Regions from separate parts of the Homo sapiens genome. Here region 2 is linked to region 1. A link is a loop called in an ENCODE intact Hi-C map of the cell type or tissue named here. Cell type or tissue: natural killer cell. All regions are shown on one strand. Links, peaks and the distances in the headings refer to the core of each region. The heading gives the core; the rest is flanking DNA.

Region 1 (12,588 bases), core at 1,624-9,623:
GTTGTGGGAAGGACACAGTGGGAGGTAATTGAATCATGGGGGTGGTTTCCCCCATGTTGTTAACGTGATAGTGAGTTCTCACAAGATCTGATGGTTTTATATGCGTCCGGCATTTCCCTTGCTGGTACTCATTCTCTCTTCTGCTGCCTCATAAAGAGGTATCTTCTGCCATGATTGTAAGTTTTCTGAGGCCTCCTCAGCTACGTGGAACTGTGAGTCAATTAAATCTCTTATCTTTTTTTTTTTTTTTTTTTTTTTTGAGATGGAGCTTTGCTCTTGTTGCCCAGGCTGGAGTGCAATGGTGCCATCTTGGCTCACCACAACCTCTGCCTCCCGGGTTAAAGCAATTCTCCTGACTCAGCCTCCTGAGTAGCTGGGATTACAGGCATGCACCACCACACCCAGCTAATTCTGTATTTTTAGTAGAGACAGGGTTTCTCCATGTTGGTCAGGCTGATCTCAAACTTCCAGCCTCAGGGGATCTGCTTGCCTTGGCCTCCCAAAGTGCTGGGATTACAGGTGTGAGCCATGGCACCTGGCTAAACCTCTTTTCTTTATAAATTGTCCAATCTCAGGTATTTCCTTATGGCAACGTGAGAACGGACTAATACACCCAACAAAGAAAGAATAGAAGGGCTCTTCAGCAACCTGATAAAGTGTGTCTATAGAAAACCAAAGCTGACAACATTATTAATGGTGAAAGACTAGATGCTTTTCCCCTAAGACCAGGAACAAGACAAGGTATCCATTCTTGCTACTTCTATTCAACATTGTACCAGAGGTTCTAGTCAGGGCAATTAAGCAAGATCTCGATGACAATAATAATAGTTATCTAAATTAGGAAGGAAGAAGGAAAACTATCTCTATGTACAGATGATATGATTTTCTATGTAGAAAATCCTAAGGAATTCATTAAAATACTATTGGAACAAATAAGTTCAGCAGGTTGCAGAGTACAAGATCAATATACAAAAATCAGTTGTATTTCTATATACTTGGAATGAACAATCCAAATATGAAATTAAGATAATTTCATTTACAATACTATCAAAAATAATAACATGATTAGGAATAAATTTAATGAAAGAAGTACAAAACTCATACCCTGAAAACTACAAAGGATAATAGAAAAAAATTAAGACCTAAATAAATGGAAAAAAAAAATCCCACGCTCATGTATCAGAAGACAGTATTGTTAAGATGGCAATACTCTTCAAATTGCGCTACAAAATCAATGCAATCCTTATCAGAATCCCAACTGATTTCATTGTAAAAAAGTGGATCCTAAAATCCATATGGAATTGCCAGGAATCCAGAATTGCCAAAACAATCTTGAAAACGAACAAAGTTGGAGGACTCACTCTCTGATTTCAAAATTTTAGGCAATATTAGTCATGAGACTGTGGTATTGACATAAGCAGAGAGATATAGATCAATGAAATCGATTAAATGTCCTGTGTGATATTATGATATACATATATACTGGTTTTCGTCCACAGTTTCTGGCTCATAACTCCCACAGCATTTGTTATATAATGTCGGGGTGCTTTAGGCCTCAGAAAAAAACTCTCTCTTTCTGACCTTCTCCTGCCCTCTTTTCATGGCCCAAGGCAGGACTCTACTCTGAATGTTGGGCTATACGACCCTCATTCCAGAGAGGGTCCTGCCTCATATCCTGAAGAAAGAAATGCTGCACAGAGAGGCGAGAAGAATGTGAACAAACAGGTCTTGCTGGGTTTCCCCACTCAGTTTATTAATATTAGATCATATCCATTTTGTCCAGTCACATTTCTACATAGTTGTCAATTGTCTATCCAAGGATGTCTGCATAAAAGCCTAGGAGGACAGGGTTCGGGGGGCTTCTACAGAGCTGAATATGTGGAGGCTGACAGGAAGGAACTCATTTACGTGTTGGAAGGTTAGCACGTGCCAGCTCCACAGGAACAGAGTTCCTGTGCTCATGACCCTTCCAGACCTTACCCCGTGTATCTCTTCATCTGGCTGCTTATTTGTATCCTTTAAAATATCCTTTGTAATAATCAGTAAACATGTTTCCCTGAGTTCTGTGAGCCACTCTAGTAAAGTAGTCAAACCCAAAGAGAGGGTTGTGGGAACCCCAACTTAAAGCTGGTCTGTCAGAAGATCCAGGGGCCTGGACTTGTGACTGTTGTCTGAGGTGTGGGGCAATCTTGGGGATTGAGCCCACAATCTGTGGGATCTGACACTATCTCGAAAAAGATGAAGTAAAATTGAACTGGAGGACACCCAGCAGGTGTCTTCTACAGAACTAATTGCCTGCTTGCTGGTAGAGTGATATCCCCACATATTTTGAGGTCACAGAAATCTTCTGTGTTGGCTGCTGTTATGTTGATGTGAGAGTAGAGGAAAAACAGTTTGAGTTTTTCCAAACATCCAGAAATAAAGCCACGTATCTGCGGTCAGCTGATTTTTGATAAGGGTGCCAAGACCATTCAATGTGGAAAGAATAGTCTTTTTAACAAATATTGCTGGGACAACTGGATAGTCACAGCAAAATAATGAAACTGGACCCTTATCTCAAACCATATACAAAAATTAACTCAAAGTTGATCAAAAGCCTATAAAAGCTAACATATAAAACTCTTAGAAGAAAACATAAGGGTAAATCTTCAGGGCCTCACATTTTGAAATGGATTCATACATATGACACCACAAGCATGAGCAACAAAAGAAAAAATAGATAAGACCTCATCAAAAATATAAACTTCTATGCTTCAAAGGACATTATCAAAAAGTAAAATGGCAACCCACAGAATGAGAGGAAATATTTAAAAAGTATATATTTGATAAAGGACTTGCATCTAGAATATATTTTTTAGAAACCTCAACAACTCAAAAGACAATGAATTAAAAAGAATAAGCGAAGGATATGAGTAGACATTTCTCCAAAGCAGATATACAAAAGCCCAATAAGCATATTACTAGTCACCAAGGAAATGCAAATCAAAACCACAATGAAATACCAGTTCTCACCCAGCAGGATGGTTATAATCAAGAAGTCAGATAATAACAACTTCTGGTCAGGATGTGGAGAAACTGGAACACTCCCACACTTCTGGTGGGAGTGCAAATGGTGCAGCTACTTCAGAAAATGTTCTGGCAGCTTCTCAAAAGGTTAAACAGAGTTACATAAGACCCAGTAATTCTACTCCTAGGTATGTATCAAAAAAATTGAAAACAGGCATTCAAACAAATACTTGTACATAAATGTTCAGAATAGTATTATTTACAATAGTCAAAAGGTGAAAACAACTCAAATATTCATAGACTGATGAATAGATAAACAAAATGTGGTATAGCCACGCAATGGAATATTATACAACAATAAAAGGAATGAGAAGGAATGGAGTACTGCTTCAACAAGGATGACCCTTGAAAACGTTACACTAACTGAAAGAAGCCAGTCACAAAAGACCACATATTATATTATTCCATTTGTATGAACCAGTCAGAATAGGTAAATCTATAAGAGACAGAATAGATTAGTTGTGAAAATTTCACTTTTACTTCCAACATATCAAAGCTACATGTTCAAGTAAAAATATATATACTGGTCATAAGTTAGGTTTTATATATCTTTGAACACTTAATTAGACTCATAAAAGAAGTATTTCATTTTTTCCCCAAATATTTTTGGATATCATAAATCCACATTCATTTTAAAATTTATTGCAACCCATCTATAATATTTAGATGAACTTAAAAGAAATGTATATTCTACTTATAAGGTGCTTAAAAATCACTAATACACCTTTGTAAGACCCCCAAATCCTTCACTTCATTTTATCGTTAGCATTATTCTAGTAATAATTGTCCTCAGATATATGAATTAATTGAAAAATATCAAGCTCTTCCATCACATTAAGATATATGTTTCTTAAAAAATTACCTTCATGTTTAATAATTGTCAAAACATGGAATTACTTATATTGTTTTGACTGATTATATACCAGAAATAATTAAAATAATAAGTCAGAAGAAATTTTATAACACTTGGCCTTATGGTCATGGTAAATATACATATATTTTAAATTAACTTATATCAGTTTTCTTTGTTGCCAAGAAATATGATATTGTGATCAATAAAAGACATTCAAGATAAAAGATACAATTCTTTGGGGGGAAGTAGATGGAAATCTGAGTTCAAGGAGAAAAAGGAACGATGCAAAATTTCTGAATTGAGAAAGAGCTTAGCTTGTTCATGTATTTTTTAAATGGATGATGTAATGTATCAAATTGCTGTGGGATCTCAATTCCATTGGATATATTATTAAATATGTTTGAAAGAATGATGTAAGAGTTTCATATTTAAATATCAATATTTGTAATTTGTAAAAAATTCTTATCTTTGTAACTATTAAAGTTATAAAGGAAAAGTTTTATGATAGCTTAAAAATGTCATGGGGATAGATAGTTTTTAAAACTTCTTTTAAGAATAATTGCTCTAGGATTTATATACAAAATTGTATCTTCACAATTACTAGCTATTGCCAAATTGGTCTCTAGAGTAGTTGTACAGACTTATACTGGGCATGAAGGTTTTCCTTTTCCCTACAACATCATCAAAAATGGGTGTTTTCAGACTTTTTAATCTTTGCCAATCTGAATGTGAAAAGGCATCATATTTTAATTTGCCTTTGCTCCACAGTTCTATCTAAAACTCCTTGCTTCCCACTGAGCATATCCTCCTAACTCTTAAAAGTCTCAGCTTAAAACCACTCAGAGAGGCCTGCTCTGTCCACTCCATCTTAAAGTATGTGACCCCATTCACCCCATTCTCTACACTGCTGTTTCAATCCACAGATTATTTCATTTGCTGTACTTACCATGGTCTGATGTAATTTTATTTGTTTGCCTATTTTTATTTTAGTTTAGTTTTTGGTCTGAATCTCCTACTAAATGGTAAACTCCATGAGGCAGGGTCCCTGTCCACTCTGTTGTATGTGCAGTATATGAGAGAATACCTGGTATACAGTAGACACTCAATAAATACTGTTGAATGACCATCGCAGGGTTGGGTCATAGAGTGGTTTCATCCTCTATCCTTCCTTCAGAAGACCTCCCAGAATTCACTAGACCACAGTACCTGTCTTGCTCTTGGCCACACTCCTTAGCTTTACACTGGGTAAACTTCTATGTGCATAACCCTACAACTACTTTTATAGTGAACTGTGTTGAACTGCAGGACACAACATAAATATAGTAGTTAACAGCTCCCCATTTGTGTGACCTTAGAAAAGCTACCTTATGTTTCTGTACCTCAGTCACTTTTTATTCTCAAACACAAGAAAAGCAACTGTGGGAAGTGTTATAAGGAGGAGCAGCACGCAATGAAAAGAAATGGGATGGGCAGTCAAAATGGGAATAAGTGAATCTATTTGTAAGATGTGAGGATTGAATGAGATAATGTTGGCAAAGATCCTCAATACAGAATGCAGAATGCAGTAAGTAATCAATAAATGTTAGTCACTATTACCTCACTCTCTACAATGAAATTTGAACATGTCCATCAAGTCCATCATACTCAGCATTATCCCAAATTTCAACATAAGGGAAATATTTCATTCCAAGAAGTGCACGTAATATAAAATCGAACCATAACTTACATAACAGGTAGAACAATAATACTTTAAGAATGTGGCATATAGAGTTTTTCAAAGAACAAGAGAAATTGTATTGTTATCCTTGCAAATTGAGAAAGTAGTTTAAATAAAGTTGGCAGTAAAATATGAAAAAATTGCCAGCATATGGATAGCTTAAAAAATTCTTTCCTTCAAAAATACTGATAATTGACCTAATAATCCTAAAAGCAGACTTGACTTTCTGGTTGTCTTTTCCTTTAAGTTTGATGACTGAATAATAATTATAATTTTTATAATTATTTACTGGCTTTCAAACCCCTGTGTCACCTTCCAGGCAAGATTTCATAAATCTCTCCCTTTCCCTTCCTTTAACAATGCTCAGAAAAATAACTTTTTCAAGCAAACATTTCAATAATAGTAAGCTTGATTTGGCATATCCTCTATTGTCATTTTTGAGAACACCATAAGTGTTATTTGACTCTACCCTCCTTGGTGGAAGTACTATCTTTGGTATCGAGTATAATTTTAACCAAACTGTGAACACTTTAGACACCAGATCAACTGTTGATATAGAAAGTGAAGACTTCCTGCAGGAAACCAACCAACACTCGTGTAACTTCAGCCCAATTACCAATTTCACAGCAATGTATCAAAAATTGCTAAAATGTGTTTTCTTTCTGAAAACATTAATCATGTGTCATTTTATTTTGAGATGGCAAACTAAAACACAGATTGGCCATAATATATATCTTGAAACATTTAGTAGTACAACAGAGTCTGTTAAAATCAGTTATTTGAGGGAAAAATGAAACAGAGACTAGTAAATTGAAACAGGTTATACTGTAGTTGATTAATAATGTTAACAATGGTTAAAAATTATCATTTTTCAAAATACTATGCCAGGTAATACATCATTAGTTCAAAGGAGCTTCTACAGGTATCTTTCAACAATTCACTTCTTTATTTAATAAGTTTAAAAATTCCTCATTGGCTTAATTCATATTGGTTCGATACATCAAAAGATGACTGTCAACTAAAAATATCTTAAGAATTTTGTAGCTACATGTAGAAAAAACCAAGTGGCTTTGAGAAATTTGGCCAAATGGGTATAGATAATGGTTTCGGTTTTTGCAGTTAAAAAATGTGCATCCTGGGTGCCTCATGCCTGTAATCCCAGCATTTTGACAGGCTGAGGCAGAAGAATTGCTTTGAGCCAGGAGTTCAAAACCAGCCTGGGCAACATAGCAAGGCTTCATTTAGATTTGAGTCCCTATAATGTGCCCGGCACCAGAGTCGGGAAGAGTCATGATGCTGCCTTGGTGAGAATTACAGTCCAGTGTGGAACTTGGGCAAAACACTAGGAAACCAACTGTGGGAAGTGTTATAAGGGGGAGTAACATGCAATGAAATGAGATGGGATGGGCAGTAGGGATGAAGAGGGAAAAAGACAACTCATTTTGACTGCACATTCAGAGAAACGCTCACTGGGGAGGGGAGGTTTCAACTGAAATCTGGAGGAAAGGAGACAATGTCATAAAGAATGGGACCTGAAGCTAATTCAGGTAGCCAGGGTAACTGAGCATGTGGCCTCTCTAATGAAATGGTGATGACAATACTGTCATTCCTATCTCACAGAGATCCAGTGAGAATATATATATATATACACAAAGCTATGTAAACTGTGAAGCATCAGCTAGAGTGAAAACCATCTTGGTTTGCTCAGAACTAAACGGCTTCCTGGAATGCAGAACTTTCAATGCTAAAACTGGACAGTCCCAGGCAAACCATGTTCATTGGTCACCCTAAGCTGTATCACTTTAAAACAATTATTATGATCAAATATATATATATATATATATATATATATATATATATATATATATATATATTTTTTTTTTTTTTTTTTGCATTGCTGTCTTTTTTTTTTTTTTTTTTTTATTATACTCTAAGTTTTAGGGTACATGTGCATATTGTGCAGGTTAGTTACATATGTATACATGTGCCATGCTGGTGCGCTGCACCCACTAATGTGTCATCTAGCATTAGGTATATCTCCCAATGCTATCCCTACCCCCTCCCCCGACCCCACCACAGTCCCCAGAGTGTGATATTCCCCTTCCTGTGTCCATGTGATCTCATTGTTCAATTCCCACCTATGAGTGAGAATATGCGGTGGATCAAATATATTTTTAAAATAGAATGAAAAGTCTTTTAAGTAAACTTATGTGACTCAATTTCCATACTTCCATGTTAAAATATTTGAAATTCTGGAAGAGTTATTATTGAAAAGTATTGGTTTCGACAATCTAACTCTCAGTACACATCAAGTTTTAAAATCCAATTCAATGTTATAATAGCAGTATTTGGAATAGCCATCAAAACATATCAAAATTTTACCATGATTTTGAAAATCCAATTAAAAAATATTACTACTCAGCTGAGCTTTTTAAGATAGTATCATCTGTTTACATTTATTTTATACATGTGATATTTTATGAACATTGTATTTGTAATGAAAGTATCTCCAGCTATTAGTGTTGTATGAATTGTAATATCTCTTGCAGGTAATAATTACAAATTTTTACGTATCTATGGAAAATAAGATGTCACTATGACCAGATTTGACCAAAAACTGTTAGTTCAGTGGTAGAGGATTTCTAGGGAACAGGAGAAGACTAAAGATATTTTAAAGAAAAGAATAAATACTTGATCTTTACCTTTTCTTTGAGATAAAATGGACACTATGAGATATTATGGAATATCATGCTATATATTCTTTACACGTGTCATTGAAATCTGCACAACTACCTTACAGATAAATAGTATTAACCCCAATTTACAGATAGGAAGGTGAGACACAGACACATTAAATAAATGGCCCAAGGTCACAGTTCATACATCACGCAGCACTACTCGACACTGTTCTTAAGAACTGAATTCTGGATTACTTTACTATGATTGAGTAAATCTCTCACTCAAAGATAGACTGTTCTCACAATACTAGCAAAGAGAGTGTTAAAGCTTAGCAAGAGAAAATAAATAGTTGCCTAGTATTAACAATTTACCAAGGAAATACATAGCCTGGAGGCCTTATTCTTACTGGCATCATTTCCCAGTTATATGCTAACATGATAGCTGTTATTGGAAGATACCCAATAAAAATTTGTAATTTATGACATATTTGTATTACAAGTGTGCAAGGAAATTTGAAAACTCTACTACGGTATTAACTAGATCTATTTAAAAAATATTTCTGCTGCCATAACGGTTCTGTATGTAAGGTTTTCATAGGGAAAACCATCGCCATTTTAAGAATAGCTAATAACTGATATTTCAAATTTATGAAACAAACAAAAAGGAACATTTACCTACAGTATAGAGAGACTCTTTGCTTTAAAGAGTTCAGTGAAAAATTCTGAAGAATAGACATTTCCTCTTATAATAAAAGTGTCAGAGTCACAAAAAGCTAGTTTCACTGAGAAGGGCACTAGTCTTAACATTTAAAAGAAATTTCTAGTCTCAAGCTTTACTACTATACTAAAATGCTATGTGACCTAAAGCAAGTCACTTAAATTCTCTAAATTCTATGAGGTTTCCTGAAGTCTAAAATGACAGGGTTAGAAGAGAAGATCTTGATCCCTATAGAGCAGCTTGTTAAATAGAAATTAATAAGAACTACATATGTAATTTAAAATTTCCCAGTAGCCACAGTAAAAAAGGAAAAGGAAATAGCTAAAATTAATTTTAATAATATATTTTATTTAACCCAATATATCTAAAACGTCAGTCCAAAACATAATTGGTATAAAAAATTATTAATGAAAATTTTAAATTCATTTTATGACACTAAGACTTTGAAATCCAGTTCATATTTTACACTTACAGCAAGTTTCAATTCAGACTACCCACATTACAAATGTTCAATAGCCACATGTGACTGTGGCTACCATATTGGACAGTGCAGCCCTAGAAGTCTATTATGTAATAATTTATGTAAATTTTTTTACGTAAAAAAGATTTACCTTGGGTGGGGATTCTTTTGTACTAAACAGAAATTATCTATGTCTTTTCTACTGTTTTAAAGTATAAATTGTAAAAAGATAAGTTCTTAATGCAAACTAAAAATCTTTTTAGAAGCATAAAGGCTGTAAACAGTAAATTAAGGGGTCCCTAATATTTTATGTGAATGTGTTTAACATATTAGATGGATCACTAGCATCTTACATGGCACTGGAGGGTAGGGATGAGAAACCTGTGGATGGTAGATGCCTAAGAAAAAATGTACTTACTTAATGAATCAGCCTTGTGTTCTTAGAGTCTAACTTTATTTCTTACAGTCTAACTTTGAACTAAAATGGAAAAAAGATAAGAAAAATGAATCCAGATAATCATGTGTTAGGTGAAGTCATACAAAAGAAGAGCTGTCATTTTGATCTTAACATCAATGAATGCCAATTCCAACACAGTGATGTTGGGGAAGATACTACCAACGCCAGTCACTGCTATAAAATGCACCTGGGCTCCTTTAAGAGGACCTACTAACAATACAAAATAAAAGTTAATAGCAGAGGCATAACTAGGTAGGACACTTTAAAACAACCAGGACCTATGTGATAGTATTTAAACATTTAGCTCCACCTTGAAAGGAGAAATGGTAAGTCTGCGGCAAAGAGGCTGTTGAAAGCAAAAAGAAAAAAAAAATTCTGGACTGTGTCAGAATTTGTGCCCTCATGTCAACCAGTTTCCACTCTGAGATTCAGATTAAGGTTCTGCAATAATCACATCTGCAAGTGACGGCATACAGGGTATGTGGGAAATGCTGTGCCAGCCTCTTGTTAAGAGAAAGAAGAGGCGACCAGAGTGGTCCTCAAAATAATTTTGGCATACATTTTTATTTAGTCAGGTAGAAGGCGGCTATGAATTTAGGATAAGTATTCAGGCATTACGCAAAAGCATTCCTTCATTCCCACTGGCAAGCCAGAAAGGAACACTTTGTCATAAACCAAGAATTAGTATCTCACTCAGTTTACTCTTGCAAGCAAATGTCAATTTTAAACATATAGCATGGCAGGCAAGGGTGCAGGGGCCAGGGTGTGGGGGTTCCCTGTTAGTTTTTGCAATTATGGGAAGGAATGGCTTTAGGGGATTACAGAACTGACATTACTTGGCCTGGGGCATGTTAGTTGTTCTGTCAGTTTGGTAAATTCTGGAAGTATAATTTTTCCTGGATGGAAAGGATTTTATCTAAGAATCACAAAGTGATAAGGAATCCTCACTGCAGAAAACATAGCAACTCTTTTGTTACAACTCTTTTTTACTGGGTCTTAAGTTTATTTCCAGCCTACTAGGTCCATATTCACGAACAAGTTTGAACTCTATCCAAATAAACAGCACAATAAAATGTTAGGTAATAATAAATAAGACAACTATAGGTAGTATACTTCATCTCCTTTCATATATTATGTGCGTGTTAGAATACGAATATTATTCTTCATTGCCAATCCACTCAAAGACTAGTTCAAATAAACAGGGAGGTACACAAAGCTCTCTAAGCAATCGGAAGAACAGTACTCTAAGTTCTAACAATCTTTCACTTTAAAACAGGTTTACTATTCTTCACAGGAGAATCTACCAGTCTTTAGCAATCATTTTAGTTCTAGAACCACCCAATGAGCAACTGATTCAGCCAAGAAAGAGGTTCAACTTCGCAGTGAATCTCAGAATAGACAAACATGGGCCCTGATAGGGACACCTACATGCTAAAGCAATTGACCTTTCACAAACTTTGCAGTCAAATGCTCAACTTTAAAAAGCAGTGAACTTAAAATGGCATCTTCTGCTTTTCTTTCTTAAAGTGGCAGAGAGACTTTACTTATTTTCTGCAAAATCCACTCACTAACTAGATTCTTAAATTTGTATGTCCAGAAAAATCTCTCTTTGAAGGGCTAAGAGTACTGGATGAACCATCTCAAAAAGAACCATATTATTTAAGAAATGGCAAGAGTATCCACTTGGCCCACAGCGTCCCCCTTCACAGTCACAGGACAGACCCTACTGGGTTTTGTAACTACCTTTGTCCCCTATAGACTGAGAGGTCTGGGAGGGCATGGACACTGTCTACCTTTTTAACAATAACTGTATTCTGTCTTCCTCCCTGAGTACCATGGCTGGCATATCACAGGTGCTTAAATATTTATTGAATGGGGTGAAAAAGAATTTTCTCAGGATAGGCTAAAAGAAACAAGGATGGATCACCAGTGACCAATATTCTGAAGAATACATATTGAGTAAGGGATGTACTCTTTATTTTAATAATAGCTTTCTTCAGATAATAAGCTTTCTTAGTGAAATACCCATATTAGTTTTTTTTTTTTTTAAAAAAAGGTAACTTAATTTGCCTTGCCACATTTTACTCAATACCATCAGGGAACTGCCCACAGGTTATCAGAAAATACAGTAATATTTCTCTTTTAGACCTTAATAAGTCATTCTAAAATTTGACAGATCACAATCACAAGTTGGAAATAAGACATCTTAAGACCTTGTGTCATATTGGTAATGCCAAATCAGGTTTTAAAGCTGTCTAGGTCTCGGTTGTGCTTATCAAAATAAGGTCCACGTTTTGGATTAGAAATACAACAACAAAAAATAAACGATGATAAAAACCATTATGTGTAGAAATTTCTAATTTGCAAAGCATTTCCACAATCATTTGCTTTTAATAATATCATCCCTGCGCAGAAGGCAGAGTTATCCTCATTTTACAGAGAAAGAACTGGGGCTCACAGAACTAAGCCACTCAGTGTCACGTAATAATAAATGAACAGTTGGGAATTTCAAGCTTGAAATGAGGACAAAGATGTTGCTGAAAGTATCAAAAATGATTGGTTTATAAAACATAAACTTTAGTTTGCTGTTATTGCTTACCTAACATACCCGACAGAGACACTGTACAGAAATTACATTG
Region 2 (12,588 bases), core at 2,896-10,895, 95 kb before region 1:
CAAAACTCCATCTCAAAAAAAAAAAAAAAAAAGTGTGTGGCACCTCCCCGCTATCTCTCTTTTCCTTCTGCTCTGGCCATGTGAAGTGCTTGCTTGCCCTTTGCTTTCTGCCATGATTGTAAGTTTCCTGAGGCCTCTCCAGAAGCTGAGCAGATGCCAGCATCATGCTTCCTGTACAGCCTGTGAAACTGTGAGCCAATTAAACCTCTTTTCTTTATAAATTACCCGATCTTCAGTTCTTTATAGCAATGCAAGAATGGACTAATACACTCATCTAGCTTGTTTTCCAGCTAACAGGTTTATTTTTGGCCCAAGGAAGCAGGACACTGGGGAAGAGGGGGAGGAGCTCAGAGGTGGCTCAATAAACCATAATCATTTAGTACATAGCTGGGTAAACTGATTCCACCGATGATGATAGGGTCCCATACTTTCTTGCGTAAGCTCAGTGTGATTCTTTAACTTAATCAAAATTTCACATTTTAAACATTTATTTTATGTTTCTTTCTGTTTCTATCACATGCTTTACAGATAATCCACTTTAAAGCAAGAAAACAAGATAATTCAAGGTAAAAATTCAAAGGGGAAAGGATGGGAGTCTATGAAAAGTTGTTGCCTTACCTTCTCCCACTTAGAGCTAATTTATATTTGACCAAGTAGCGGTTCCATGTATATATTCCAGGTAGCAGATTACTCTTGTGGATAAATAGGGGATATCTCTTTCTCTTCCCTAGGGAAAAATGTATGACTCTAAATTTGGAAACCAGACAGGATCTGCTAATACGGGGCAGAATGTTAAAAAGAGGATGAATTTTGATTTCAGAAAATTTAGAAGAAAATGGATTTCTCAGGCAACTGAAAGAACATATTTGGATCTGTTAAGATGAAAGGAGACTTCAAGAGAACTGGACTTTGTGTTGGACAGGCTGTCTGTGACAGGGAAAAAACCCCTTCTGAATGATTAGGGATGAATCAGTTAACTTGCTTGAGTTTCACATTCTTCATCTGTAAAATCTGGTGATTAGACTGGCCCAGCAAAAGATATAATGGGCAAAAGATATAATACACATAAATTGGAATGAATCTGCATTTTCCAAGCCTGATGACTTTATTAAAACTGAATTAAGTCACTAACTGGCAGCCTGAAGATGAAAGGAAAGAACTCAGTCATGCTTCTTAAGGTAAAAGGGCAGTCTAACTGAGAATTTTGTTATCTCTGAGGACAAATTACAAGGAGATAAAGACACTCAAGATCACATGGAAGGCTTCTGCTCCCACTTAGAGACTGCAATGTAAGGTATGGAAACAGAATATTCTCTATAGAAACATACATATTAAAATATGAACATTTTTGTTCTTATTTCAATCCAAAAATAAATAAATGAATTAAATGTCAAAGATATCCATTCTAATTTGGAACTTCTCTGTTCATAACCTATTATGCAGTGGGCGCTAAAAATCTGTTCATGGTATATGACTGAATATTGTCTATGAAATGTGTAGGTGTTAAACAAATGCCACGGTTTATTTATTATAAGAAACTTTTTTACATTTTAACATCTCTGAAATGTGGATAACACTTTATTTTATTTTACTTTATTTATTTTCGAGATGGAGTTTCGCTCTTGTTGCCCAGGCTGGAGTGCAACGGCAAGATCTTGGCTCACTGCAACCTCCGCCTCCCCGATTCAAGCGATTCTCCTGCCTCAGCCTCTCCAGTAGCTGGGATTACAGGCCCCTGCCACCACGCCTGGCTAATTTTTGTATTTTTAGTAGAGATGGGGTTTTTACCATGTTGGCCAGGCTGGTCTCGAACTCCTGACCTCAGGTGATCCACCTGCCTCAGCCTCCCAAAGTGCTGGAATTACAAGTGTGAGCCACTGCGCCCGGCCCTGAAACGTGGATAAAATTTTAAATGAATGGCTTGTTGTTGTTTAATTGGCAGCATCTTTTTTCTTGGCATCACTTAAAATAATGGCACAATTTATGATGGTGTCTTAGATTTGATGAAGTATTTAATCAAATCATGAGGTATTTGATGAACTGTCTTCAATAGGGACATCATAGATGTTTTAATATTTGTGAATTATCTTAGGATAAACTGGAAAATGCTAAAGAAACATTCATTAGAACGTCTGGTCTTGAGAGCAAAAAGGAAAAGCATTGTCAGGAGGAAGTTCTTGGGTAAAGACAGTGAGTTTAATGACATCCATAGTGACTTAGGCTGGCATCTAACTCAGCTATGTCTTTCCTGCCTCACTCCCAAACCTCATAAAGCTGGGTCTAGTCAGTTTCAGTCCCTTGGTATTGTAGAATTCAATGACACACTGCAACCCCTGGAAAAGATTCATTTACCTTAATAATGTCCATAATAACAGATATAATACATTTTCTAGGCATTATATTTATCCAAGGTTTGACTGTAAAAGGTCTTGTACTTTTAAAAAACCTATAGCCTCATAAGATTCATCTAAAGTAAATGCATTTTTTAAAACCTAACTAAAGCATTTTTGTCACCCTATTTATATCAGCCCAAAACAGCATCAGTTCTTCAATAAGGGCTTCAGAGATCTTAAGTTAAAGGACAGAGTAGTCAATTAGTTAGTACTATGGAAGATTTAAACCCAAAACTTACTGTTTTAAAAAGATGAATATATATACACACACATATCATATATAGGTATGTAGATAAGGCTTGGAAGGGTGTGTCAAAAGTTGTTACTTTGGAATGAAAAGTATCTGAGTTTGTTTTTTCCTCTTCTGTGTTTCTAAATTTTGCCGTAGTAAGCATGTATTGCATTTGCAGTAATTTTAAAAAGCAGTAAGTATGATAGCATTTACCCCTCCCCCCCATTTTTACGGTTAAACAGTGGGTACTGTAAGGTACAGCTGGCATAGTTAAGGATGTATCTTCAAAGATGCATTGGCTTCGTTTTTTTCCTAGAAAGTCACAGGCACCATCCAGTCCAGCCACAAAGCTGAATTTAGAGTTAGCCGTACATGAGACAGTGGGGGCCCGCAAGCTAATATATAAGAAATAATTCTTCCCTCCCTATTGATAGACATGGTAACTTCTAAACATTTCTGTGTGTGGACAATATATGCATACACTTGCAATTTGCCTTCTCTGGCCAGGCCACAGAAGAGGGCAATTCACTTAAGTGCATAATTTTATTTTTCTTCTTTGTTTTGCATACAAATATACATAACAGTTTTATTTATAATACCCCTGAACTGGAAAGAAGCCAAATGTCCATCAATATGTGAATGTATAAACAAATTGTGTACTATCCATATAATAAAATACTACTCAGCAATAAAAAGGAATGGACTACTTGTACAGGTAGCAACAAAATGCATAATTTTCTTGACCTGGGTTTTCTTCAGATTGCTGGAGCTGAAGAGTCTTTTATTTATTTGATGTCACTTCAGTTTGTTAAAGGATAAAACCCTTTTAGTACAGGCTTTTCTCCTACCATAACCACATTTATGCCAAGTTTAAAATATTGGTAAGCCTATTTGAAAATCAGTTGTAGAATAAATAAAATGTCCTCTTTTGCTTAGCTATTAACATAATTTTAGGCTGCTGTGCCTCCTTTACCACCATGTATTTGGTAGAAAATTATATTTCTGCTTTTTATATTATTCATAAATAAAAGTCAGTATTTTTCGGTTCTTTGCTTCTTCAAATCATGTTATTAACATTTAATGAAATATAGCTCTTTCTTCTTTTATCTTAGGTGTATAATCTCATCAACTTTGCAGGAAAAACAGATACCCTTAGGGTCTGAATTGGTGTTTGAATAGATAAGCTCACTTTTAGTCCATGCCTAATAATATTACCTTATTGTTTAGGAAGAGATAGCAAGCTATTTCTTAAAATTTGTATATACTCTTTCTGTCATCGTGTAACAACTGAATTATCCTACTGATAATAGGATTCATATAAAACTGTGGATGATGTCTAGCTACTCTATTTTTGCCAAAAGGAGAACACAGATAAACATTATGCCATGGCCAGCATTTCAGTGACTTTAGGAACTTATATGCAGTTAGTGCCTCTTCACATACTGCTCAGAAAGCATGTTCTCCAGTGATTTCAGAGGGAGGACAAGAGGGACTCCAAAGGAGAATTTATGGGATGTTTGTGAAATTTGTGGCAATAGAGCATCTCTAAGTCTCAGTTTGCTCCCTGGTGAAAGAAAGATGGTAATTCCTTCCTCACGGGATGGTTGGAACTACTAAATGGGATGATGCAATTAGACAAAAACAGTTTGTGAAGCACTATGTTGGTATTATTATTATTGCATAAATACGAACAATGAGCACAGTAGGCCAGACCTTATTAAATTCAGTACTTTAGATGGTGTATAAGCACACACAGTAGCCAGGGAGTAGGCTCTGGAGAGGGGTACAGACGGGACAGGCTGAACACTATTAACCCTGGAATTACAAAACCCACTGCCAGAATTTCCCGGTTTGCCGTACCATTCATGTTCATTCAAGGTAAAGGGCACACTCTGCCTCTCTCATAGCAAAGGAATTCCTCCTCTGGCAAAGATGCTGATGTCACTGATGTCACACAATTTAGTATCAGTAAACATAGGCATAGTAATGGAAAGGAGGAGGTTAGCATTCTCTTGAGGGAGTTCAAGGAAGCTTTTCCAACTGGGAAGTGAGGTTGGTGGGGAAATATGACTTAAACAGCTAATGGGCATTAACTAAATACACCACAACAAAGCCTTCCCAGATAAAATATAGATGAACTATCCCTGTCTCCACATGCACACCTAACACCTGTTAACATAGCAATTGTGCACCCCAAGTAAGAGAGTTAAAGATAACTGATTAGATGATTCCATTGTCCTGGGTAGGAAGATACCTGGTAGCTGAAAAGCTCCGCTCTATTTTCTGTTAGCAGAGATTCTACTACCATTATCTTCTTGTTTTGCAGCGACGGAGACAAAGAAGATTTTCCTGAGCAGTGTCAGTAACAAAGAAATGAAGCAAATTATTAAGAAACTGATGGGCATTCATTGAAGAGCAACAAATATGATTCATAAGTCTGAAGGGACAGCCTTCAGAGAGAAGATGAAAGAGACAAGTCTCTCAGCATGACCATGTGGCTCTAACGGGACTGGCTCATGGGCAACAAGTACTTGAAGGGTGTAAATAGTGGGGACAGAGAGAAATTATTTAGTGTGCAAGGGGACAGCAGGAGGAGTGATGGTAAATGAAAGTCAAAACAAAGATGATTTAGGCAGCTGAACGAGTCACAGGCCCTAATGGAGAGATCTATTATAGGCTGTACAGCCTTGGGAAGGGTGGAAACCCCATCACTTGTGCCATTTACAGTTGGAAAAGCCATTAAAAAGTAGATCAGCCTGTTGGAGAGGGAAAAAACACCGCAGGTCCTCAGAGAATCAGTGGGATGACTTAATAGGTCTTTTCCATCTCAAATTACTGTGATGTAGTTTGTACGCATGGGGACCTGAGGTTCTAGAATAATTTTTCCAGCATTTGGGCTTCTTTACTATTACTACAAGGCCTCAGTGAAGAAATGATAACGGGTCATGGAATGCAGTTTCTGCATTGTAAGTGGAAGCCCACAGTGTACTGATGCTTTAGTATGAAGGCAGGACTGACTATGGTAAGTTTCACATTGTGATGTCAGTGTAAATAAATAAAAACACAATACCAATTAAGTCCCAAAACAACATACATATATTGACTGAGACCAAAGGCAGAGGGAAAGGACCTTTGTCACAGTTAGATGGTGGCTGAATAAATGAAAATTCAAGTAGTTTATTCTCTCATCTAGAAAAATACATGTCTAAATACTTAAAAGTCTATCTTTACAAAAAAAAAATAAGAAAAAAAATGGCCTTAAAACTATCAAGAAATATTTACTGTGTAGGAACTTTAGGACCCACATTTTGAATGTGTGCTGTATTTCTGTGCACAGCTGCAGTTGTAATTAGCAACTGACACATTCCGAAACCATGGTGGCCCAGAGGAGCACATATGTGCACAGGCTGTGCCAACCTGGGGCAATAACTGCAACTGAAAGGAACGGGCACAGCTTGGTCAGATGGAAACTGGGGCAGGCAGAGAAGGGCTGGTGTTACTGTGATTACTAGAAGGAGCACAGCTGTGACCATCTCAACCCTTCTCAGCCAGAGGATGACACGGAAGCAGGGGACAAAAATGGTAAGAGGGTGACAGGAGGGAGAGGCAGCAAGAAAGAAAGCAAAAGAATCCAGAGAGGGAAACCCACAGATGCAAGCTCTTTGCAGGTGGAGTATATCACAGATCCTGATAAAAATATTGTATGTGGTTGAGCACAAGTGAAACTTGGCGTTCTAGAAGACTGAAGTTTGCAACAAAAATTCAGGGTTTGACCTACACCTGACAGATATAGGTCAACCCTCATCCTGCTGCTCTCAGCAGCTGTAGCCAATAGGAGACAGTGCTGCCCAGCATGCCGGTTTAAGCTGCTGCTAATAGAGGGAAATCAACGTAACCCCATATTTCCTGCCTCTGCAGTCCTCACTTGTCTATACATGGCCAACTCAGGCGCAGGCAGAGCTGCTGGCTTGCTGTAACTGCTGGATGACTGATAAGTGGAATCTGGTGCTAGCATATATATTCCCACCTCATCTAGCTAAAAAATCTTTTGTAAAGCCTTTTAAGGGAGGACCATTAAAATTCAATTTTCCCTCATTAACCTAAATGCTTTCTTAAATTCATATAACCAGAAGAGACGTACTAATTCTTCACACCAACAGAACTTTAGAGATGTTTAGAGAGAGGAAATTCCGTGACAGAGGCCTATTTTTGAAAGGATACAGCAAAGGTTAAGTGACTTATCCCATGTTACTTAGAGGTGATAGTTAAGGCAGAAAGCGAACTGAGGGAGTGGTCTGAGATAAGTGAGGAAATTATGAAATTAAATCTGAAGAAAGAACATCATCACCAAATCACATTGGGTTAAATATCTATTGGAAATCCCAATTCAGTAACACACATTCCTTTATCCTACATGTTCAGACTAGTGTTAAAAGTGACTTCAGATATTTCCTATGCTCATGTTTTTTAAAAAAAAGTCCAACCATTCTCCTCAATGAACATGACATTAAATCAAGCTAAGTCCAGTCACATGGTCTCAACTTTACTCACTAAAGCTAGCAGGCAAGGGCCTAGTGAGTTGAATTAGAGGTTTAATTAGAAGAACAAGCAATAAATGCTAAATGTTCTGTTGCAACTGTGTAACTTTCTGTGGGATTTTATGCCTTGTATCTTTTTTCCTGAATTCCAGACCAACGGGGCTGCACTAGAACCCCAGAAGCAGAGAATTCCATAACTCAGACTCTTTGATTCAGATATTTTTCTTTTCATCACCTTGAGAGAGCAAATAAATCCCCCAAACTACTTTTCCCACCTCTCAAGCTTCTAGAGGATATTCTTGACTGGAATTTGTCCATGTTCTTAAATAACAGGTTACTTCACGTTCTTTGTGTTTAAATAAATGTAATTAGGCCTGTTTTTAAAAACTATGGAAAATATTAAAAAGAAAATTAAAATCATCTATAAACTTACCACTTAGTGGCAGCCACATGAACATTTTTGTGTTTCCTTATTTCTACACATATGTATACTTTCCAAAATTTGTCATAAATGTTTTAAAGGTGCTTCATATATTGCCAAATTGCCCTCCAGAAAAGTTAAATCAATTTATAATCCATTTTCAGTGAATGGTGTAATTTTAAAAGCCAGCTTTAAATTTGAGTTGAAAAATGATGCCTCACAGCTGTCTTTATTTTCTTCTATCTCCCTCAATCCTAAAGTTGACCATTTCTTTCCTATGGTTATGGCCAATTACAGTGGACATCGTGTTTCACTCCTCAACAACAATGTAGTTTCTGGAATTGACCCCAGCTCTCGGAATGAGTCCTGATTACTATTGAACCAAGCATAGTAATCCAATCTCTTTGGCTAGTGAAAGGTTCAAAATCAAAACATAGCATTCCTGTGACAAGAGATTTAATCCAGGTTGGTCCTAATCTGAGTCAATAAGGCTGAGAAGAAGCACTTGTATTTTGTTGCTAGAAAAGAGATTCTACGGCCTGGTGTGGTGGTTCACACCTGTAATCCCAGCACTTTGGGAGGCCGAGGTGGGTGGATCATTTGAGGTCAGGAGTTTGAGACCAGCCTGCCTCTACCAAAAACACAAAAATTAGCCGAGTGTGGTCGCGGGTGCCTGTAGTTCCAGCTACTCGGGAGGCTGAGGCAGGAGAATCGCTTGAACCCAGGAGGTAGAGGTTGCAGTGAGCCAAGAAAAAAAAAAAAAAAAAGAGAGAGAGAGAGGTTCCACTTCTCCTCTGATGAATGTGAACAGGAAAGCGTATTGTCCCCACGTGCTGCTGGGTGTTATCTTGTGAACCTCAGAGAAGTCAACCTGACTTTCTGGTTACATGCAAAAATATATTATTTCCTTAGTGTTTAGGTTAGTTTGATTTGGGCTTCCAATTTTTACAGTGAGAAGCTGTCAGAACCCTTTCTCTTTATGGGATTTTTGGAGTTTTTTATTTGGTTTTTGCCAATTCCTATTAGGCATTATCAGTGTTTTTATTGTTGATGTGGTAAGAACTCTATTGAGGGTGTAATCTTGTTGTCTATTTATTATGACTATGTCTCCAAGTTTATCACTTGTTCATTATTTGCTATGTAGTCTTATTTAATTCAGAGAAGAATATAGTCTTAATGTAATTAAATATACCAGTATTTTTCTTTGTGATATATTCCATTGCTTTTACTGTTATTCATTCACTAATAGGTGTGTGTGTGTGTGTGTGTCTGTGCGTAGCAACCACAGGGTTCCAGGCTATAATACACAAGCGAGCCAAAAAAGATACAGTCCCTGTCTTATATCCTAGTTTATATCCTAGTGGGGGGACCGAGGGTAAGGCAAACATTAAACTGAAAAGCCACCCAAATAAGTGTGAGCTGCCAGTGGACAGATCCTACAAAGAGAAGGTACACAATATATGAGAGCTCTAATAGGAAAATTAGGACTAACTAAGGAAATCAGGGGAAGCTTCCCTGGGGAAACGGTGATTGAACTATGAATGATGAAAAGGAGTCAGGTAGCTGGGTAAGGGCATTACAGGTAGTAGGAACTATAGGTGCAAAGGTCCTGCTCAGGAACAAGCACAGGAAATAAGAGGGATAAAAGAAAGTAAACGCCACCGGATCCTGAGAGGGTCTTGGTATAAGATGAAGCTGGAAAGGCTGAGAGGTTGGGGGATGGAGCTGGGAGAAGCTGACTATGCAGGGTTAATAAGTCCGTGTTAAAGAGTGCTGCCTCCTTCCTAAAATCCATGGTGTCATCTTTGACAACCATATTACCTTTACCCCCAACATCCAATTCTATCAAACCCCCAAATCCTATTACTTTTGCTTTCTACATATCTCTTTAATCTATCCACTTTAATCTGTCCATTTCTCTTCATATTTACCAACACTGCTTTAGTCCATTCTATCATCATTTCTGCTTGCACTAATGGAACAGCCTCCTCATTGATCTATTTGCTCCTACTCTTGCCCCAGTTTAATCCATTCCATGGTAATGAGAATTCAATCCTGACATTGATAGCATTTGATGACATAAGATAACATTAGAAGATCTAATGTGCAACAGGAGGGCTCCATGAAATAATATTGTATTGTACTTGAGATTTTCCCTAAAAGAGTAGATTTCAGGTGCCACACACAAAAAACAAGTAATTATGTGAGATAATGGATGTGAATTTGCTTGACTATAGTAACCTTTTTACTTTCTATATGTATATCGAAACATCATGTTGTACACCTTAAATATATACAGTAAAATTTTTAAAATAAGAAATGCAAGAAAATAAACTTGTTAACAAAAAAGAAGGAAAACACTGACAAAGAACCAGTTTGGATTTTTGTTAGTTTGTTTTTTGAGAGGAGAGGGTATGCAGCGGGCAGTTTATGAGCTCAATTGTGGACCCGTTGAGTTTGAAATGCTCTTGGGATGTCCTGGAGAAGAAGCCAGGTAGGAGGTGAATGCTAGGTGGATATCTTCTGCTTTCCCACATAGAGCCACTCTCCACCCTTCTCTATTCTGCTGTATCCAGAGAGACTGACCTGTATGAAATGAATCAACATCCCATGTAACCTTAGCACCTGGTTCCCGTGTTCTCTGTCTTCTAGTTAGGTTCAGCCAATGGGAGGTAGAAGCAGAAGACTGAAGGCAGAGCGTGGAGGCTGATTATTTATTCCATATTATCTCCATACTGCATTCTCTCTTCCCCTTCCTTCTCCTGCCCCTCTTCCCCACCTTTTCCTACTTGTACCACTCCTTTGCCACCTCCTCCTCTCTCTCACTCTCATTCAGTAATCATTTCCACCTGCTTCCTTGTTTAGGCCTAAAGCAGTAATGTTCCCTGAGATACTGTACCATTATCCTTTGTTGCCTTCCCTAAACCCTCTGTAAATGATCTCTTAACTAAAGTCTTCTTAATTACCCATTTTGAATGTGCCATACATTTCCTGCATGGATCCTGACTAATACTGAAAAGTTGGAAATGGTTAGGCTGGAGTTTGAGAGTCACCTGACAGGAGGTGGTAACTACAGCCATAGGCATGATGAGAATCCTTGGAAGACAGTGGAGAGAAGGGATGGGCCCAGAGAAACTCAAACATATAATGGTCCCCAGAGGAGGATAATCCTGCAAAGTCACTGGAGAAGTAGTGGCCAAACTGGTAAGAGAAAAATTAGGGAAGTGTTATGAAAGCCAAAGGAAGCAAAGGGAATAAAAAAAGCGTTTGCAGTCAAGACTATCAACTGGTGCTGCAGTCATTGGATTTAGTGACTTAAATGACATCCGGAATCTGTTACATATTTTCTGTGTTCCCTTGTAGTTTATAATGCTTTTAATTTTTTATATTTCTTTAACTTATCTAGAATTTATTTCAGAATACAGTTTAAGGTGAAAATTTATCCTTCTTTAGCCATTATTCCAACATCATTTACTAAATAATTCATCACTTTCTCTGTTACAATTACTTCATCATATACTGTTTTTAAAAGTACAAAGAGATGCCTAAGCACTTTCTATTCGATGTTTAAGAGCTTCCTATTTAACTATCATTGTGGAAAGGGTTGTCACTTTCATACATTTCAATATCGTTTTGAGCAAGTCTAACTTCTTATTTCTTAATTTTCAGAATTATATTATTAATAGTCTATTTATTCTTCCAGATGAGCCTTAGAAACATTTTATCAATTAAAAAAATCCACTGGGATTTTGTTTGGGATTGTTTTAATCCTACAAATTAAATTGGGAAGAGTTTAACTTCATTATATTTAGCCAGAAACTTCACACACACACACACACACACACACACACACACACACATCTACTTATCATCAAGTCTTTTTTTAGCTCTAAGAAGAGAATAAGAAGCATATTTTGTGAAGGTCATTTCCAAATATTTTATATTTACATTCTTCTGTCTGATTTTTCTTAGACATTCTTTGTTATTCTTTCTCTGACATGGTTTTGATATAACAGTAATAATGTCTGTGGTGGAAAACTAGGAGAAATTAAGAAAATAAATTAAATAAATCCTAACATCAACTCCCAGATCCCAACATTGTTAACTTTCCGTTGTACCTACTAAACACTTTTTTTTTTTCCTGAGACAGAGTCTCAGTCTGTTGCCCAGGCTGCAGTGCAGTGGCACAATCATAGTTAACTGCAGCCTTGACCTCCCAGCCTCAAGCAATCCTCCCACCTCGACCTCCCAAGATGCTGGGATTATAGGCGTCACTTTTAATACTCTTATCTATGTGTATTTTTACATGTTCCTTATACAAATGAGATACAATGTTGTTCTATAATCTTCTTCTTTCACCTGCTCTACCAGGAATATCCTTCCTATCAGTACGTACATTTCTAACACATCATCTGTCATTGCTGCATGCTCTTCCATTGTATAGACGCACCTTAATTTATTTAAACAGTCTCTTATGTGACCTTTGCTGTTTCCCAATTTCCAGCGTGAAATAATGCTGTGATAAACCTCTCTTACCTCCTCAACCCCAAAGATCTTTGGAATTTTATTTTTATTAAATATTAAATATATACAAAAATATTTATAAAATGAATGTTTAAGTGTTTTTAAAAACTATACAGTGATCACTTTTGTAGCCACTATCCTAAGAAACACCACATCTAATCCTCTATGCGTCCCTCTCCAATCTCATCCTTCTTTGCTCATCATTCCCTTTATTTTGTTTGTATTTTACCACATGCATATTTTTCCATGAAAGGGCCATATATGCCAAGTGGCCCCCAAATGCCAAAGGAGCCGAGAAACCAAAGAAGGAGGCAAATAAATCCAGCTTGTCAGTATTGGCTGATTTATTAAGAGAACTTACAAACAGAAGCGTGGTCTTGGGTGGCCACAAGACAAGCAGATCTTCGCATTGTTAATCCTCAGAACCACAGCTTTATACCACAGGGAAAAGGTATACGTGCTCCAGCAAGACAATGAAAG

Evidence for each region. Peaks named below come from ENCODE experiments on the same cell type or tissue, not always from the same donor. Only the 100,000 strongest peaks of a DNase experiment are listed, where the experiment ranks them.
Region 2: a loop joins it to region 1, with 5 times the contacts of the local background. A loop is called at or near these places in 2 of 110 quality-filtered maps.

The regions. Positions count from the first base shown.
Region 1 is chr7:7,842,027-7,854,614 of GRCh38, reverse strand. All of the region lies in intron 3 of UMAD1 (UBAP1-MVB12-associated (UMA) domain containing 1), which reads right to left. Among named protein-coding and RNA genes, the nearest start is that of GLCCI1-DT, 120 kb to the left of the region's middle. In natural killer cell, for the core only: no CTCF peak of the experiment used is centred there; no DNase peak of the experiment used is centred there; H3K27ac peaks cover 442 bases.
Region 2 is chr7:7,938,650-7,951,237 of GRCh38, reverse strand. GLCCI1-DT (GLCCI1 divergent transcript) reads left to right here. Exons shown (of 5, transcript NR_110018.1): 4 at 529-566; 5 at 732-1,399. Among named protein-coding and RNA genes, the nearest start is that of GLCCI1-DT, 24 kb to the left of the region's middle. RefSeq lists a silencer at 5,975-6,024 and an enhancer at 6,235-6,444. In natural killer cell, for the core only: no CTCF peak of the experiment used is centred there; DNase peaks (open chromatin) are centred at 6,507 and 8,417; H3K4me3 peaks cover 420 bases; H3K27ac peaks cover 2,503 bases.